Regions from separate parts of the Mus musculus genome. Here region 2 is linked to region 1. Evidence: chromatin loops called from intact Hi-C (ENCODE). Cell type or tissue: gastrocnemius. All regions are shown on one strand. Links, peaks and the distances in the headings refer to the core of each region. The heading gives the core; the rest is flanking DNA.

What was found. Hi-C counts contacts between places; a loop is a spot of excess contacts. Peaks named below come from ENCODE experiments on the same cell type or tissue, not always from the same donor. Only the 100,000 strongest peaks of a DNase experiment are listed, where the experiment ranks them.
Region 2: it touches region 1 in a loop (11-fold over the local background); 33 of 42 quality-filtered maps call a loop at or near these places.

Annotation. Positions count from the first base shown.
Region 1 is chr11:57,930,619-57,938,946 of GRCm38, forward strand. No RefSeq gene overlaps it. Among named protein-coding and RNA genes, the nearest start is that of Gm33078, 23 kb to the left of the region's middle. RefSeq lists an enhancer at 1-718. In gastrocnemius, for the core only: CTCF peaks have their summits at 3,850 (motif pointing left) and 4,879 (motif pointing right); DNase peaks (open chromatin) are centred at 829, 1,891, 3,859 and 4,605; H3K4me3 peaks cover 284 bases.
Region 2 is chr11:57,815,151-57,823,478 of GRCm38, forward strand. No RefSeq gene overlaps it. Among named protein-coding and RNA genes, the nearest start is that of Gm32915, 13 kb to the right of the region's middle. In gastrocnemius, for the core only: a CTCF peak has its summit at 3,206 (motif pointing right); a DNase peak (open chromatin) is centred at 5,012.

The DNA of each region.
Region 1 (8,328 bases), core at 173-8,172:
CCTTAAAGTTTAATTTCATTATTTTATGTGTATGAGTACACTGTAGCTGTTTTTCAGACACACCAGAAGAAGAGGGCACTGGATCCCATTACAGATGAGAGTAAGCCACCATGTGGTTGCTGGGACTTGAACTCAGGACCTCTGGAAGAGCACTCAGTGCTCTTAACCACTGAGCCATCTCTCCAGCCCTCTTGCTGAGCTTGGATTCCTGACCCTTCTATATCCACTGGGGCGTTGGGGTAACAGGTGTTCCCGTGGTGCTGTGGATCAGACTCAAGGCTTCATGCATGCTAGGCCAACTTTACTGCTGAGCTGTGCTCCCAGAGGCTCTCTAGAACTTCAAAATCTTTTCTTTCCTTCTATCATGTTCCTATTCCTTTCTTTTTCTTTTTCCTTTGTTTCTTTTTTCTTTTTGGTTTTTAAGACAGTGTGTGTGTGTGTGTGTGTGTGTGTGTGTGTGTGTGTGTGTGTGTGTGTGTGTGTGTGTGTAGTCCTAGCTATCCCTCCATCTATAGACCAGGCTGGCCTGGAACCCAGAGATCCACCTGTCTCTACCTCCTGAGTGTTGGGATTAAAGGCGCGCACCAGCACTGACTGGCGCTGAAACTTCAAAGCTTTCTACGAAAGAGAGAACTGCATGTCTTTCCAAAAACAAACAAACAAACAAACAAACAAACAAACAAACAAAACAGTCATTGTTAGGCCACCAGATGCTCTCAATGTCTCTCCTGCTTGGAAATTTGTGTTAAATACATCTTAGCATGGCATGCTAAGACTGCCTGCTGCAGACAGCCTGGGCATATACCCAAAGTGCAGTACCAGCCAAGCATAGTGGTTCCTGCCAGTAATCTCAGGGCTTGAGAGGTGAAGGCAGGAGAATCAGAAGTTCAAGGCCAAGCTGGGCTGCAGGAGAACCTGTCTCCAAAACTAAACAGAAAATGCACGGGAACCATGGTACATGGCTTTAATACCAGCACCTGGGAGACAGAAGCAGGGGAAAGCCTTTGAACTCCAGGCCTGCTAGAGCTAGAGAGTGAAATTCTGTGGAAATTATGGAAGGAAGAGAAGGAGGGAGGGAAGAAAGGAGGGCAGGAGGGAAAGTACACAGGCAAATAGTATCTGTGGGGGTAGCTTGAGGTAGTCTGCATTTTAGCCAGTCCACCCTAATGCTCTCCAACTTGGAGACCCTCTGTGCTGAGGTAGCCTCCCAGGCCAGTAGGCCATGTAGGAGGCACAGAGAAGGAGTAGATTGAAACACTCCTCTCTGCCCCACTGCACGGACCCTCTTCAAGGAAGAGTATAGCAGGAGCTTCAACAATGCCTCTTTGTGAAATGAAGGCAGACAAATCAGTTGACAGTGTCTCCGTAAGCCTGGAAGGGTAGGCCCATGTTCAAAGTCCAGGTGGCCAGAGACCATTCGGCAGAACGAGACCCTGGCTAGAATGCCCCAGTCCTCGTTGCTGGAAGGGAGACAAGGAGACCCAAGAGCCCCACTCTAATGCTAGATTCTAGCCAGACTCAAGAAGGAACCATATCTGTTCCCAAGCCCGGGCCTTGTTCCATGCTTCCCAGTGCCTGCCATGTGCTGTAACCATGGGTACCAAATCCCTCCCACCTGCTACTCCAGGTCCTCAAACATACAGTCTTTTGTGGTAGGAAGAAGGGAGCCCCAGATCCCAGTTGTTCTGAGAAACCTGGTCAATGTGTTGACTGCCAAGGCGCCTGGGATCTAGGGCCATAAAGGGTCTATGCTTCTGAAGTGAGGTCCCAGCTCTGCATTTGAACAAGTTCTGGGGAAATTCTATACTCAGCCAGATCCTAAGGCCCCACGATGTCGTATACAGATGGTACCCTGACACCAGGAGCCTGGCCTTGTAGTGAGTCTACCCCACAAGGGGCCCTTCCTCCTCAATGGTTTCCCCTTGCTGCCAACATCCAAAGGCTCCCGTGGCTTCTCCTGCCCCTGGCCTGAGGCCCAAACCAGGTATGAAGAAAAGCTAAGAGGATGAGGAACCTGAGGCAGGAATAAAAACCTCAACTCAAAACAGCATTGAGACCTCTGCTCACATTCTGGGAGCCTTGACTGCCCTGGGGTTTCTCTTAGGTAGAAGATCAAGGTCAAAGCTTAGCAGACAGGTGATAAAGCCTTAGTCCCTGGCCTGACCAGAGCTCCTTCTGGAACCCTCCCTCCCTCCCCCTGATCCCCGCCTTCTTTCTTAAATATGGATCCATAAAAATCCACACAGCACCGGGCATGAATGGTGCATGCCTTTAATCCCAGCATTCGGGAGGCAGAGGCAGGTGGTTTCTGAGTTCGAGGCCAGCCTGGTCTACAAAGTGAGTTCCAGGACAGCCAGGGCTATACAGAGAAACCCTGTCTCGAAAAACAAAACAAAAAACAAACAAACAAACAAAATCCACACAGCAAGAGGAAGTGTAAAATTGCCAAGCTGTTACATAGGAAGCCACTGCCACCTCACGAGGGTGTGGGCCCCCAGGGGTGCCCTGGAAGGCTTGAATTCTTTCACTCTCACCTTCTTCCACTCTCTCCCCTTCCACTCATCTCCTCCCCCAGCCCTCTGCTGGCGGGGAGCTTATCAGCAAGGAGTGGCCCCCTGCTAATCGCCTGAGCTCCAGGCCCAGGATTAACCTTGCAGACCTGGGGCCAGGGTCAGCAGCCCTGGCTACCAGTCAAGCCCCATGGTCTTAGCTGTAGAAGGGGGGCCAGGATGGGGGCTCAACTACAGACTGGAGCCAACGGGAGCCTCTCAGTCTCCACTTAGAGCCCTGCAGGGGCTTCCCCTGATCGGGGAATAGAATCCAGACCCTGCCTGCCCCAGGCCTCTCTGACAGGTCCTGCCACTCGGGTGACCCTCCCCCTCCCTCTTAACGTTCTCCCCTCCACTCTTGTTCTCTGACTTGGCTCCTCCTAAATCTAAGCCCTTCTTTCCAGGCCTTCTAAGATGTCCTATGCTGAATCTTCTTTAGCTTCACACACACACACACACACACACACACACACACACACACACACACACACACACACACACCCCTGCAGTCCCCTCCACTCCCTTCTGTCACAATCACCCTATTTCCCCTGTTAGGTTTAGCTTTCTTCTTCTTCTTCTTCTTCTTCTTCTTCTTCTTCTTCTTCTTCTTCTTCTTCTTCTTCTTCTTCTTCTTCTTCTTCTTCTCCTTCTCCTTCTTCTCCTTCTTCTCCTCCTCCTCCTCCTCTTTCTCCTTCTTTTCTTCTTCTTTGTCCTCTTCCTCCTCCTCCTCCTTTCTCTTCTTCCTCTTCCTCCTCTTCTTGTTTTTTGCTTTGTTTTGTTTTTCAAGACAGATTCCCTCTGTCTAGCCTTTGCTGTCTTGGAACTCGCTCTGTAGACCAGGCTGGTCTCAGACTCACAGAGATCCTCATGCTTCTGCCTCCCAAGTTCTGGGATTAAAGTCATCGCTCATCACCTGAACCCTGGTTGGCTTTTCTATCTGCCTTTACCACTTTACCATGAGCGGAGATCATTACACCCAAGGCTAGGGTGGAACTCAGGATGGGACTCCATGATGATCCGTGGAGTTCAAGGATGAGGGCAGTACAAGTGTCCAGTTAGCCTGGGTTCCAGGCTGGGCTCAGGGTACCAATAGGGAGAATACTGAGCCAGTACCCACTGGGAGAGAAGACGGGTATTCAGAGGAGCCAGGATGAGCCCCAAGGTTGTCCTGGAGGCCGAAGGGACTATTTAAGTGTCCCCTCTGGTAGAAGCTGAGGGCATGAGGAACAGAGGCAGAAAACTCTTCATTTCCTCAGATTCCAAACCCTGGCCTGTCTAACCCTGGTCTTTATCGCCACCTGCTGGCTGGGTGTGGAATGACACCAGGTCGGCCATCATCTGCGGGACTCCAGCCCGAGGTTCCTCCACAAGGTACAGGAAGCCACCAAAGTCTCGCTCAGCCCTGGAGTCTGCATCCTGCTGGGCTTTCAGGACATCCCCGGGCAGGAGACCCGTGCCATCCATCAAGAGGGACCTTGGCTAAGTCAGGCTGCTGCCACCGTGGAAAAGTGTCCTGCAGAGAGCGGGCTACACCCTGTTCCCAAATGTGAGTAGTCCGCCATGGGCCCAGGACTCTGTATTCCGAGTCAGGATGGGCTCGATGCTCAATCTCATCTTCCCCATGCCAGATGCCCTAGGAGCTCAGAAGGTGGAGACAGCTGTATCACACCCCCACACAGACGCACTCAGGTATGCACACTCCTGCACCTCTGAACCTAGATTGACATTTCCTTCTCTCTCTCTGTTTATTGTTTCTCCATCTTCCTGCGGCAACGCCTGGAGAAAGGACAAGGTCCCCTGAGCTACTACTGTTCTGGTTTGGGGTGAGGCTTTGTTTGTTTGTTGTGTTTGTTTGTTTATTTGTTTGGTGTGTGCATAATATGTGTGTGGACACATACCTCCCGGCACACATATGGACAGCTTGAAGGAGTTGATTCTCTCCTTGCATCATGTAGATCCCGGGAATCGAGCTCAGATCACCAACCAGGCTTGGCGGCAATCGCCCCTACCCACTGAGCTGTCTGGTGACCCCTCAATTACTGAACTGATAAACCTGGCAGCACTCAGCTCTCACCTGTGCTGGCTGGCACAGGTGCCTGCCTGCAGGCTCAGAGCTACCCTTTCTGCCACTCACAGCACTACATAACTGGGGGAACTGGGACACTGAGGTCAGCCATGCGCACTCAGGTGGGCGTGTTCCTCATGACAGCTTTCTCCAGATGCACGGGAGTACTCTAATAACTGTAAACTCACCTGCTTCCATCCCTTGCTGTGTTCCTTTTTTTTTTTTTTAGATTTATTTATTTATTTATTATATATAAGTACACTGTAGCTGTCTTCAGACACTCCAGAAGAGGGCGCCAGATCTCGTTACGGATGGTTGTGAGCCACCATGTGGTTGCTGGGATTTGAACTCAGGGTCTTCGGAAGAGCAGTCAGTGCTCTTAACTGCTGAGCCATCTCTCCAACCCCCTTGCTGTGTTCTATGGTCACTGTGAAGAGGTGCACAGAGACAACCAGGTGGATAAGCTAGCACTTGGATTTTAAGATTGCTGGTTGCTTGCTCGCTTGCAAGTTTGATTCCAGGTCTAACGCATCCCAGGCTGACCTCAAATTCACTCTGTTCAAAGATGATCTCTACCTTTTATTTTCTTACTGTTGTTGTCATCATCATTATTGTGAGGATCGAACCTTGAGCCTCACTCATAGGAGACGAGCGTATGTAGTCCTGGGGACAGGACCTAGAGTTTCCTGCATGCTTAGCAAACACCTTAACCCACTGAGCCACACCCCCAGCCCTCTGGAGCAAAAATTTGATTAATTTTTTTTTGACTGTGAGTTTCTTCTAACTAACACTCACCTTCCTTTCTGTACACTCTCGGGGTCCCCTCTCTGTTCACCCACAGTCCTCCTCAACTAGGCAGCCAGTTCAAATGGATGTCTACCTAAGATCCCACACTCTGCCACCCTCCACGGTGTGACTCCTAGCACAGTGTCTTGACCTCTCTGGGTCTCCCTCTTTGAAGTGTGTACTTCAAATAACAGTACTTAATGCCCCTGAGAAGACAGCAAGCAATAAGGGACTATGTGAGCCAGGCAATCTGGGACCTGAAAGTGCTCAGGGAAGGGACCAGAGAAATTCTCACCGTAAGTCTCCTCCATGAGCATTTTGAGGATGTTTGTACTGAACGTAAGAGAGCTGAGGGGCTATCAGGGACCCTGGTCTATCCTGGTTACCGTAAGCCACAGGTGAAGCACCGAGAGGGAAAGTTATTTGCTTAAAGCCACGCCCCCCGTCAGAGGGAAGACTGCTGGGAATTCAGTTCTTACCTACGTGTGATGGCGCATGCCTGTAAGCTCAAGGAAGTTGTAGTAGGATGGCCTCGAGTTCGAGTCCATCCAAGGCTGCATCTTGTGCTCAAGACTCATTGGTGATACGTAGCAAACCTCTGTTCCAAACAAACAGCAAGGTGGCTCAGTGGTTAGAGCCAAGAGATGGCTCAGCAGTTAAAATCACTGGCTGCTTTTCCAGGGGACTTGGGTTTGGTTCCCAGCACCCACATGGTAACTTACATCATCTGTAACTCTAGTTCCATGGGAGCTGATCCCCTCTGTGGCCTCCTTGGACACTAAGTACTCATGCGCTGCATAGACATACACACAAGCAAAATGCCCACACATGGAAGACCGATGGTGCTTTGAGAATGTTTTTCTGATCTAGAGAGTTTGAAGTAAGGGTTTTTTTTGTTGTTGTTTTTTGTTTTTTGGGTTTTTTTTTTTTAAGAGGTCTCGGGGCTGGAGAGATGGCTCAGAGGTTAAGAGCACTGACTGCTCTTCCAGACATCATGAGTTCAATTCCCAGCAACCACCTGGTGATGGTGGCTCACAACCATCTGTAATGGTATCCGATGCCCTCTTCTGGTGTGTCTGAAGACAGCTACAGTGTAGTCATGTACATTAAATAAAATGAGAGAGAGACAGAGATACAGAGAGGCACAGAGACAGAGAGAGACAGAGAGGTCTCAGGTATCCAAGGCTAGCCGGGAATGTAGCCAAGAATGACTTGAACTTCAGATGCTCCTGTCTGTACCGCCTCACTGCTCAGATTGCTCAGATCACGGGTGTGGATCATCGAGCTACCTCTCTCTGGAGCTGGGCATCTCATCCAGGGTTTCGTTCGTCCTGGGCAAGCACTCTACCAACTGAGTTTCTTTGTTTTTCATTTTGTTTTGGGGGTTTTGTTTTTTTTTTTTTTAAGATTTATTTATTGTTATATGTAAGTACACTGTAGGTATCTTCAGACACACCAGAAAAGAACATCAGATCTCATTACGGATGGTGGTGAGCCACCATGTGGCTTCTGATATTTGAACTCAAGACCTTCGGAAGAGCAGTCTTAACCGCTGAGCCATCTCGCCAGCCCTCATTTTTTTTTTTTAAGACAGGATTTCACTGGCCTAGAACTCAGAGCCATGCACCTGCCTCTGCCTCCCAAGTTGCTCCCAAGTTGAGTGGTGTGCTGCACAACACCTGAGTGAGTTCTGGTTTCAGTGTGTAATCCTGTTCTCAGCGGGTGAGAGGACCCCACACACCTCCCACTTCCCTAACGGCTCTCTCTCCTACCTCTCCATCCCCATGCCCCTCCCTCAGGTCTCAGAGCGCACTCTCTCAGACTCCAGTGTTTCAGGCAGAGCTTGCCCCAAGAACCCCACCGGCCTCAAGCTAGATTCTGCTACCCTGGGGATCCTGTGCTCTCTGCTGGCCCCTGGTCTGGCTTCTTTGCATAAGTGTCAAGACAGACTCTCTGAAAGGGCCTGGCCAGACACAGCTAACCCCTAACATGTCTTCAGACTTGACCTGGTCCCCACCTTTTCTGAGATCACTTCATCCCAAATCCTGAGTAAGCCTGGTGTCTCCCTTTTCTCTCAGAACAGCCCAGAAAGGTGTGTGCCCTTCGATAAACATAACCCACGCCTAACCTTGCTCATGACGTCTGTGCATTATCCCCTGTCCAGATTCTCCTCAGCTCAGCCCTGAGAGGAGGGTGCTACCTGCCCACCTGTGAAATCCCTGTCCCATCCATTACACCTCCCCATCTCTGGCCCACTCAGCCAGCCCAGGCTCCTGTAGAGTCAACGAATGAAAAACCAGTGTCACTGGCTCTGATGACACCTGGGCATGAGCGACAGCTTTAGCCAATTAACATTCCTTCAGGGTTTGGGTCTGCTCCCTTCAGTAGCACCTCATAAATGTCAGGAGGTGGTTGGGAGGGACCCCAACTCCTGTGGCCTGACTCAGGCAGGCACCCCAGCTTCCAGAGGCTAACAGGACTCCAGTGAGAATATTAGAACAAGAGTTCTATGGGTTCCAGAGAGACTTGCAGTGTTCACTGGAGGCTGAAAGGTTTTTCAAAATGGACGGTATTTTTCCTTCCTGGTAAAGAAGGCCTAGTCTAGCATGTAGACAAGAGATGACGAAGCTTTCTTCTTTCCCACAAGGCCCAACTGCATTGTGTGGATGGAGTATGTGTAGTAGGCCTGGCAGCCTCCTGGTGACCAGGAACTTAGTTAGACATCATTTCTGCTGAGTCTCTGAGGTGAGACTAATGTTTGAATTGGTGGCTAAGAAAAGCGACCACCTCCCTCGGTGATGGGCTTCTCCAACCCAGGAGAAGCCTAAGTAGAGCATAAGGTCAATAAAAAAAATCTCTTAGTTGGGGTTTCACTGCTGTGAAGAGACACCATGGCCAAGGCAACTCTTATAAAGGAAAACATTTTAT
Region 2 (8,328 bases), core at 36-8,035, 120 kb before region 1:
CTGTCCAGGCCCTTCCCATTACCCTCTGTCCCTGCCCTGTGGGGACAGACTGAAGAGATCTTGGTTTGGGTTGGGGTTTTTTGGTTTTTTTTTGTTTGTTTGTTTGTTTGTTTGTTTTCTGAGACAGGGTCTCTCTGTGTAGCCCTGGCTGTCCTGGAACTCACTCTGTAGACCAGGCTGGCCTCGAACTCAGAAATCCGCCTACCTCTGCCTCCCAAGTGCTGGGTTTAAAGGCGTGCACCACCACGCCCGGCCTGAAGAGACCTTGTGATAAGAGAAACGGAGATCCAGACTCTTCTGTAACTCCCAATGCCAAAGTATGAAGATTTTGCTTCACCAGCTCAGGGGCTGCTGCGTCTCCTCCTGCACTGACATTTGCTCTTCCCAGTCCCCAGATTAGTCACACACACAGACATCCCACAGTTGGAGAAGCCTGGGCTCTGTGACTGAGCTTTGAGCCTGCAGGTTCCTGAGACCCCCATGGCCTTACAGCACTGGGGGAGCAGGCTCAGCTTGCTGTGCCTTCGCCCACCCAGCTGTCTTCAGAAGGCCAAAGAAGGTATATGATAGGTTTCTTTTGTTGTCTGGGGTCCTGTTTGTTTTTTTACTGCAGTCTGGCTATATCCAGGCCAGCCTTGAACACATGACCCTCCTGCCTCTGCCTCCTGAGTGTTGGGATTATGGAGATGTGACACCTGGCTGTGGCTTTTCTTTTTGGCTTTTTTTTTTTTTTTTGAGGTAAGGTCTCATTATGTAGCCCAGGTTGGACTCTTAACCCTCTTACCTTGTCTTATCCTCTTAGTGCTGGGATTATGGAGTGCCCTGAGTAACTAACAATGTTATTTTTAAAATAAAGGTTAACAATGTTTTTATTTATTCTTCAGGAGCCCTATACAATGTATCTTGAACATATCCATCCCTGCTCCAACCCTCATATCCACTCTTACCATTTTCCCATCCCTTCCCACCCAGCCTTGAGATTTTGTCTTCTTTCTTTCTTTCTTTCTTTCTTTCTTTCTTTCTTTCTTTCTTTCTTTCTTTCTTTCTTTCTTTCTTTCTTTCTTTCTTTCTTTCTCTAGCAAGTCCAGTTTGCGTTGCCCCTTGGGGGTGGGGCCTGCCCTGGCTTGAAGTTCACCTACCAATCAGTCACTTCACTAAAACCTACTCTCCCTCTCTCAGCAGCTATCAAAGACCTCCTCAACTCACCTCCCCCACGCCCCCACCCTTGCTGGGATTTTGTGTTAATTGCCATCTACTTAAAGGGAGAAGCCTCTTTGTGGAGGGGCTGAGTGATGCTCCGATCTGATCTGATCCGTGGGTGTGAGGGCACATCCTTATGAGTCTGGATTAATACTATGTCCATTTAGAAGAGTAATAGAATCAGGTTCTCCCTTAGGGTCCATGACCTGTCTGGCCACGGGTGTGAAGTCATCGCTCCAGCATACCCAGCTCAACTGATGGAAGTTTTCAAAGTCCAATCCTCTCTTGTCACCATCCATGCAGTCTCAGAATGAGAAGGCCAGCCAGAGGTGGGAGGGCATACTTGTGATCCCAGCACTTGGGAGACCGAGTAGCAGGTCAGTCGTTCATTCAATGCCATTCTTGGTACAGAGCAAATTGGAGGAAATCAGGAGAGTGAAAGAGAAAAATAAGGAACTGGGGAAGGAAGGGAGGGAGGGAAGGAGGGAGGGAAGGGAGGGAGGGAGGGAGGGAAGGAAGAGGAGGGGAAGGAAGGAAGAAGGGAGAGGAGGGGAAGGAAGGGAGGGAGGGAGGGAGGGAGGGAGGGAGGGAGAAGGGAGAGGAGAGGAAGGAAGGAAGGAAGGAACGGAGGGAGGGAGGGAGGGAGGAAGGAAGGGAAGGAAGGGAGGGAGGGAGGGAGGGAGGAAGTGGAGGAGAAAGAAAGGAAGGGAAGGAAAGGAAGGAAGGGAAAGAAGGAAGGAAACAAAGGTGTATGTGTGTCTTTAAACCTAGGACTTGTTTAGATTACAAGGCTCTTCCTATGAACTGTCAGGCACACTGTACAGCACACAGCATCTCACAGACATTCACTTAGCTCATCTCACGATAGTCCTGTGAGCAGAGTCTCCCATTTATAGGGATGTAGATACACTCAGCGCCGTGTGGCATTCACCCACCCTCTCATCCCCAAAAGACAATGAGGTGTTAGAACTACCTCGGGAGTGGACCCAAGATTCGTTTGGCTCCAGGAACACTTGTTACACTCACAGCGAAGAACCTGAAGTGCTGTGCTTTGAAGCCACACTGCTGTAGGTCAACCGTGTCCTCCTCCATGGGATTTGTTCAGTTTTAATGAGGGATTCTGAGAGGTCACTACAACTCTAGTTAGGGAATTTAATGGGGTCTAATGGAGGTTAACAAGGTACACTCAACCTTCCGGCCAGGTTTTAGCTTCCCAGGGCCCAAGTGTATTAATAGGAAAAGGACTACTGATCCCTGCAGGGTTTAATGGGGTTAATGAAGCCATCTGAGGTTGGCGAGAGGGACAGTGCAGGAGCACACTTCTGCTAAAGAGTCTTGCTGCTGCAGGTCAGTATGGGTTTATTAAATGGCTGTCACCTGCTGCTTCTTCCCCTGGACACCACGTGGAGAGACAGCCAGGGCTGGTCACCAACACTGTGCCAGCTGGGAGAGCCCTGGTTGGTGGGTTTGGGAGTAGGCTGCTTCCTGGTGCTTTCTGGGTGTTGTCTAAACAGTATAACGGTCATCAGTTATGTGTGCCCTAATTAACATTTGACCAATGGCTCTCAACCTTCCTAATGCTGCAACCCTTTAATACAGTTCCTCATGCTGCGGTGACCCCTCCCCACACCATACAATTATTTTACTTCATAACTGCAATTTTTGCTACCGTTATGATCATGGTGTAAATATCTGATATGCTCAATGGTCTTAGGCAACCCCTGTGAAAGGATCAGTGGACCCCCAGAGAGGTGGAGACCCAGAAATGGTAGAAAATGAGCTTGAACTTCTAATTTCCCTGCCTGTACCTCCCAAGCGCTGGGACTATGGGCATGCACCACCACTTCCCGTTTGATGGGAGTCATAGCCCCATGCCTTCTAGGCAAGCACATTACCGACTAGACCTCATTCCCAACCTCCAAAGCCACTTTTTAAATTGTATAAGTACATATATGTACATTATGTACATTTATATGTATGTTATATATACATTATGCTACCTGTGTGCACACGCAGGGAAGCCAGAAGAGGGCGCCAGATGCCCTGGAACTGGAGTTATAGGTGACTCTGTAAGCCACCCAACATGGGTGCTAGGAACCAAACCCTGGCCCTCTAGAAGAGCAGTCAAGGCCTGTTTACTGTCTCTCCAGACCACTGCTTGTTATTTTTGTTTGGTGGTTTTTTGAGAAAAGGTCTCTCTGTGTATCCCTGGCTATCCTAGAACTCTCTGTGTAGATCAAGCTGTCCTAGAACAGGCTGGCCTCGAATTCAGTGATTACCCCTGCCTCTGCCTCCCCAGTGCTGGGATTAAAGCCCTGCACCACCACTGCTGGGCAACAATGCAGACTTAAATCTGGGCAACACTTGTGCCTTATAAAGGGCCATCACCCAGGTAGGTTTTCATCACGTGCTGTGGAACCCGTGGCAGTGGGGAAGAGGAAAGCAGAAGTCATCAACTGGTAATGTATTGGCCATGAGTCACTGTGTGCCGGGTTGGATGCGAAGCACCTTACAGGCCTTGACAGCTGATACTGGGCAGGCCTTGGAGCAGAACAGCCACCATCTCCAACAGACCGTGCCTACGTGTAAGGGACTATCGTGGATCAGCAGAGCCTGGTGACTGTTGACATGGCCAGGGTCATTAGACCCTCACCTGAGGTTCCAGCTGCTCCCCCCAGCCATTTGTGTGCAATTCTACCCAAATGGCACTTGGACTAAAGGGACTCGGGAAAAGCTAGGGTTTGTAGTCTGGGAGAGCCGAACTAAAGAGGGGCTCCATCAATTGCAACTAGGGGGAAACCATCAGCCCTAGTGGGTGAAGACCTTCCAGTGCACCTGTGCAGCCTCTTAACTGTGGTCTATGAGGAAGCATAGCAAAATCCTGGGTCCGCAGACTGGATTGGTGAAGTCACGCTTTAGTTAGTCTTTGGGTTCTAGGAGGAAGGGTGGACGTTGCTTACATCGCCACAGAGAGAAATTCTTCCCTCTTGACCACATCAGTGTGCAATTACCTAGGACACCCCAGAGTGAGGACTGAGGGAGACCATGATGACACGACCCAAATCCCTCCAGGGATTTGTCTAAATGACATGAAGTTGGACTTGGTTGAAATCAACGTGAACAGTTTCTTGGCAGCCATCTCCAGCTGAGTGGTTTTGTTTCCTCTCCAGCTGCTGATATCACATCTACATTTCTGCCTAGGAATATTTCCAAAGCTGGACATGGAGTGATAGTGAGGACAGCTGCCTGTTAGATAACCTTCCAGGAGGTAGAGAGAATGGTAGAAGCCTGAGGTATATGCTGACAGTCACAGAGACTCACCAAGAGTTCAAGTCCTTTCCTGGGAGCTTACGGTGAGCCTCTTGCATGCAACCCTCAGCACACAGAGAACAGGAAAGTTGATAGTGTCAGAGAGATGAAAGAAGTGTAAGATCGTTAGTCTTATGGAAAACCCACTTTGCCCTCCATCAGCCCAGTACAGCAGATCGATTTCTGTGGGACTGCCAGGCTTTCCATGGCCTCTGTTCATAGAAAGTATGCCCTAGTATTTTGGACTTTGCAAAGCAAGGGGGCCCAGATAAATGTCTCCGCGTGTCCTCGGGTCAGAAAGCCTAAGTGATCTTAGACTGCAGACCCTGTGTTATCTCGGGAATTGGCATCAGGCCCAGAACTTCCGATTGGATAAGCCTGCTGGGTCTCTTCTCGGTGCCCAAAATCTCCTAGGTTCCCATCTGTGCTACTTATCAAGAGAGGCTTTTAGATTTTGAGGGACTTTTTTTGCACTCACAGCGCAGAAGAGGCAGTCTGGCCACCAGGGGGCGCCCTCTCCTTGGTTGGCGGCAGCCTGGGCCACAAGGCTTTGGCTGTTAACTCATGCAGGCAGGTCCTAGACAAGCAGAAACCAAGTAAGAGTTCTGGTCCCGTGCCCTTGATTTGCAGCTGGCCAGTGATCAGAGCCACACAGCCTAGGCTTCTACCCTACAAGCACACACATAAACATGCCACCACCACCATCTCAGACCTGTGACTGGCCTAACACTAGCCCTGCTCTGCCATGCCCTAGGAATTCTGAGCAGGCCAAGGTGCTCATCCCAGCCACCACAGCAGCCATATGAATGGCTGTGGTCCATCGACCACCTCGTCTCAAGGCCGGGCAGTTTTCCATCTTTGCCCCCATCTCCAGGAGCTAGTCTCCCCTTTCATGAAAAGACAACTCTTACTCAGAGAGGTTAAGACACCAGCCCCTCAACACACAACTCATCCAAGGCGCTCAAAGTGGTTGTGAATATATTCTGTGGAATTCAAGCGGGTCTCTCTCCTGACCTCAGTATGTGATATTCAGCTTCAAAACACTGATTTGCACCCATTTTAGCCTGAAGCCTGAAATGAAGACAGATATGACAAACTTCCCACCTTCACTCCCCCCCCCCCTTCTTTTGGAACTCAATTTGTAGACCAAACTGGCCCTGAACTCACAGTGATCCACCTGCCTCTGCCTCCAAGTGCTGGGATACTACCACACCCAGTTTAAAGTTTTTCTTTTCTCCCCACCACCACCACCCCTGGCTTTTTGAGACAGGGTTTCCCTATGTGTGGCTTTGGCTGTCCTGGAACTCTGTAGACCAGACTGGCCTTGAACTCACAAAAGATCTACCTATAGTCCAGGGGTTAAAGGCATGTGCCACCATACTTGGCTCTGGTCAGCCTATCTGAGATGTTAAAGGGCAAGCTACAAGATGATTGACTGGAGCGCTCCTGACTTACAAGGCTCAGGAAATGTCACACCAGCTCACTCCCCCATTCCGGCCTCACCCTAGAACTCAGGTGGCTCTCACTGCAGACTGGAGAGCCAGGCTGTCTGAGTCTGAACCTTAGCTCTTCAGCTTAAGAGTTACACGATTGAGGGGCTGGCGAGATGGCTCAGAGATGGCTCACTGATTAAGAGCACCGACTGGCCTTCCGAAGGTCCCAAGTTCAAATCCCAGCAACCACATGGTGGCTCACAACCATCCGTAACGAAATCTGATGCCCTCTTCTGGAGTATCTGAGGACAGTTACAGTGTACACACATATAATAAATAAATAAATCTTTGGAAAAAAAAAAAGGGTTACACCATTGAATAGACAGTCAAATCCTTGGCCCTGCTTGGTGAAATATACCTTTAATACCAGCACCCATGAGGCAGGGGCAAGGGATCTGTGTGAGTTCAAGGCCATCCTGGTCTACATAGTGAGTTCCAGATCATCCAAGGTTACATAGTGAGACATAGTCTCAGAAAATAAATAAGCGAACAAACAAACAAAACAAAAAACTGAACTCCTGACTCTATAAAGAAGCAGGCAAGTCCGGGTAGTTTAAACAACACTATCTGAAACACACTCGGGAGCTGGAGAGCAAGCTTGATTGGTAGATCGCTACCTAGCATACATGAAGCCCTGAGCTCAGTTCTTAGCACTTCATAAACTGCGATGACACACCTGTTCCTAGCACCTAAGGGGTGGAAGTAAGATAAAAAAATCAAAGTTACCCTCTCATACACAGAGAGTTCAAGGCTAGCCTGGACTACTTAAGAGGTCCAATCACAGTCAATCAATTACAGTAAACACTCAGGGTTTTGTTTTGTTTTAAAGTGGTGGCTTGGGGCTGGAGAGATGGCTCAGCGGTTAAGAGCACTGACTGCTCTTCCAGAGGTCCTGAGTTCAAGTCCCAGCAACCACTTGGTAGCTCACAACAGTCTGTAATGAGATCTGACGCCCTCTTCTGGTGAAAAGACAGTGGCAGTGCACTCATATACATAAAATAAATAAATAGCCAGGCAGTGGTGGCACCACTTTTAGTCCCAGCACTTGGGAGGCAGAGGCAGGCAGATCTCTGAGTTCAAAGCCAGCCTGATCTACAGAGTAAGTTCCAGGATAGCCAGGACTTTACAGAGAAACCCTGTCTCAAAAAACCAAAATAAATAAATCTGAAAAAAAGAACAAAAAGTGGTGGCTTATTGTCATGATCACTGTTGCCAAGTCTGTGTTGCTGATTGACTATTTGTATCTGTATGTGTATAAATGGTTTGGGTGCATGTGTGCCCGGTGCCCCAGAAGGCCAGAAGATGACACCAGATCCCTGGAACTGGAATTATGCACAGTGTGAACTATGTAAGTTCTGGGAGCTGTGCACAGGTTCTCTACAAGAGCAACAAGTGTTCTTAATCACTGGGCTGTCTCTCTAGCACAAGCCTCTCTCTCTCTGTGTCTCTCTGTCTCTCTCTCTCTAGCACAAGCCTCTCTCTCAGTCTCTGTCCCTCTCTCAATTTACTTATTTTTGGGTTAAAGAACCAGCCTTTTTTTAAAAAAATATTTATTTATTATTATATGTAAGTACACTGTAGCTATCTTCAGACACCCCAGAAGAGGGCATCAGATCTCATTATGGATGGTTGTGAGCCACCTTGTGGTTTCTGGGATTTGAACTCAGGACCTCTGAAAAAGCAGTCAGTGCTCTTAACCACAGAGCCATCTCTCTAGCCCAGAACCAGCCTTCTTAAGTCTTTTTTAAAATAGAAATTTAAGAGCTAGAGAGACAGCCCAGTGGTTAAAAACACTGGTTGCTTTCAAGTTCCTGTGTTCGACTCCCAAAACCCAGATGGTGGCCCATGACTATCTGTAACTCTGATACCTTGAGGTCTGACACCATTTTCTGGCTTCCTTGGGCACCAGGCATGCATGTGGTACACAGACATACATGCAGGCAAAACACTCATATACATAACATAATTTTTTTTGAAAACTTAAAGTAATTCTTAAAATAAAATTTAAGTACATGTGTTCATTTGTTGTGTTGTGTGCACATGTGTGTGGGGACACAATGCCAGGTGCATGTGTAAAGGAGAGGACAATTTTCCGGAGATGAGCGCCTCAAGCTTGACAGCAAGCACCTTTACCCACTGAGCCATCTGGCCAAACTATCTCCTCTCTCTCTTTTTTTTTTTTTTTTAGTTATTTATTTATTTTATGTATATGAGTACACTGTCACTGTCTTCAGACCCACCAGAAGAGGGCATCAGATCCCATTACAGATGGTTGTGAGCCACCATGTGGTTACTGAGAATTGAATTCAAGACCTCTGGAAGAGCA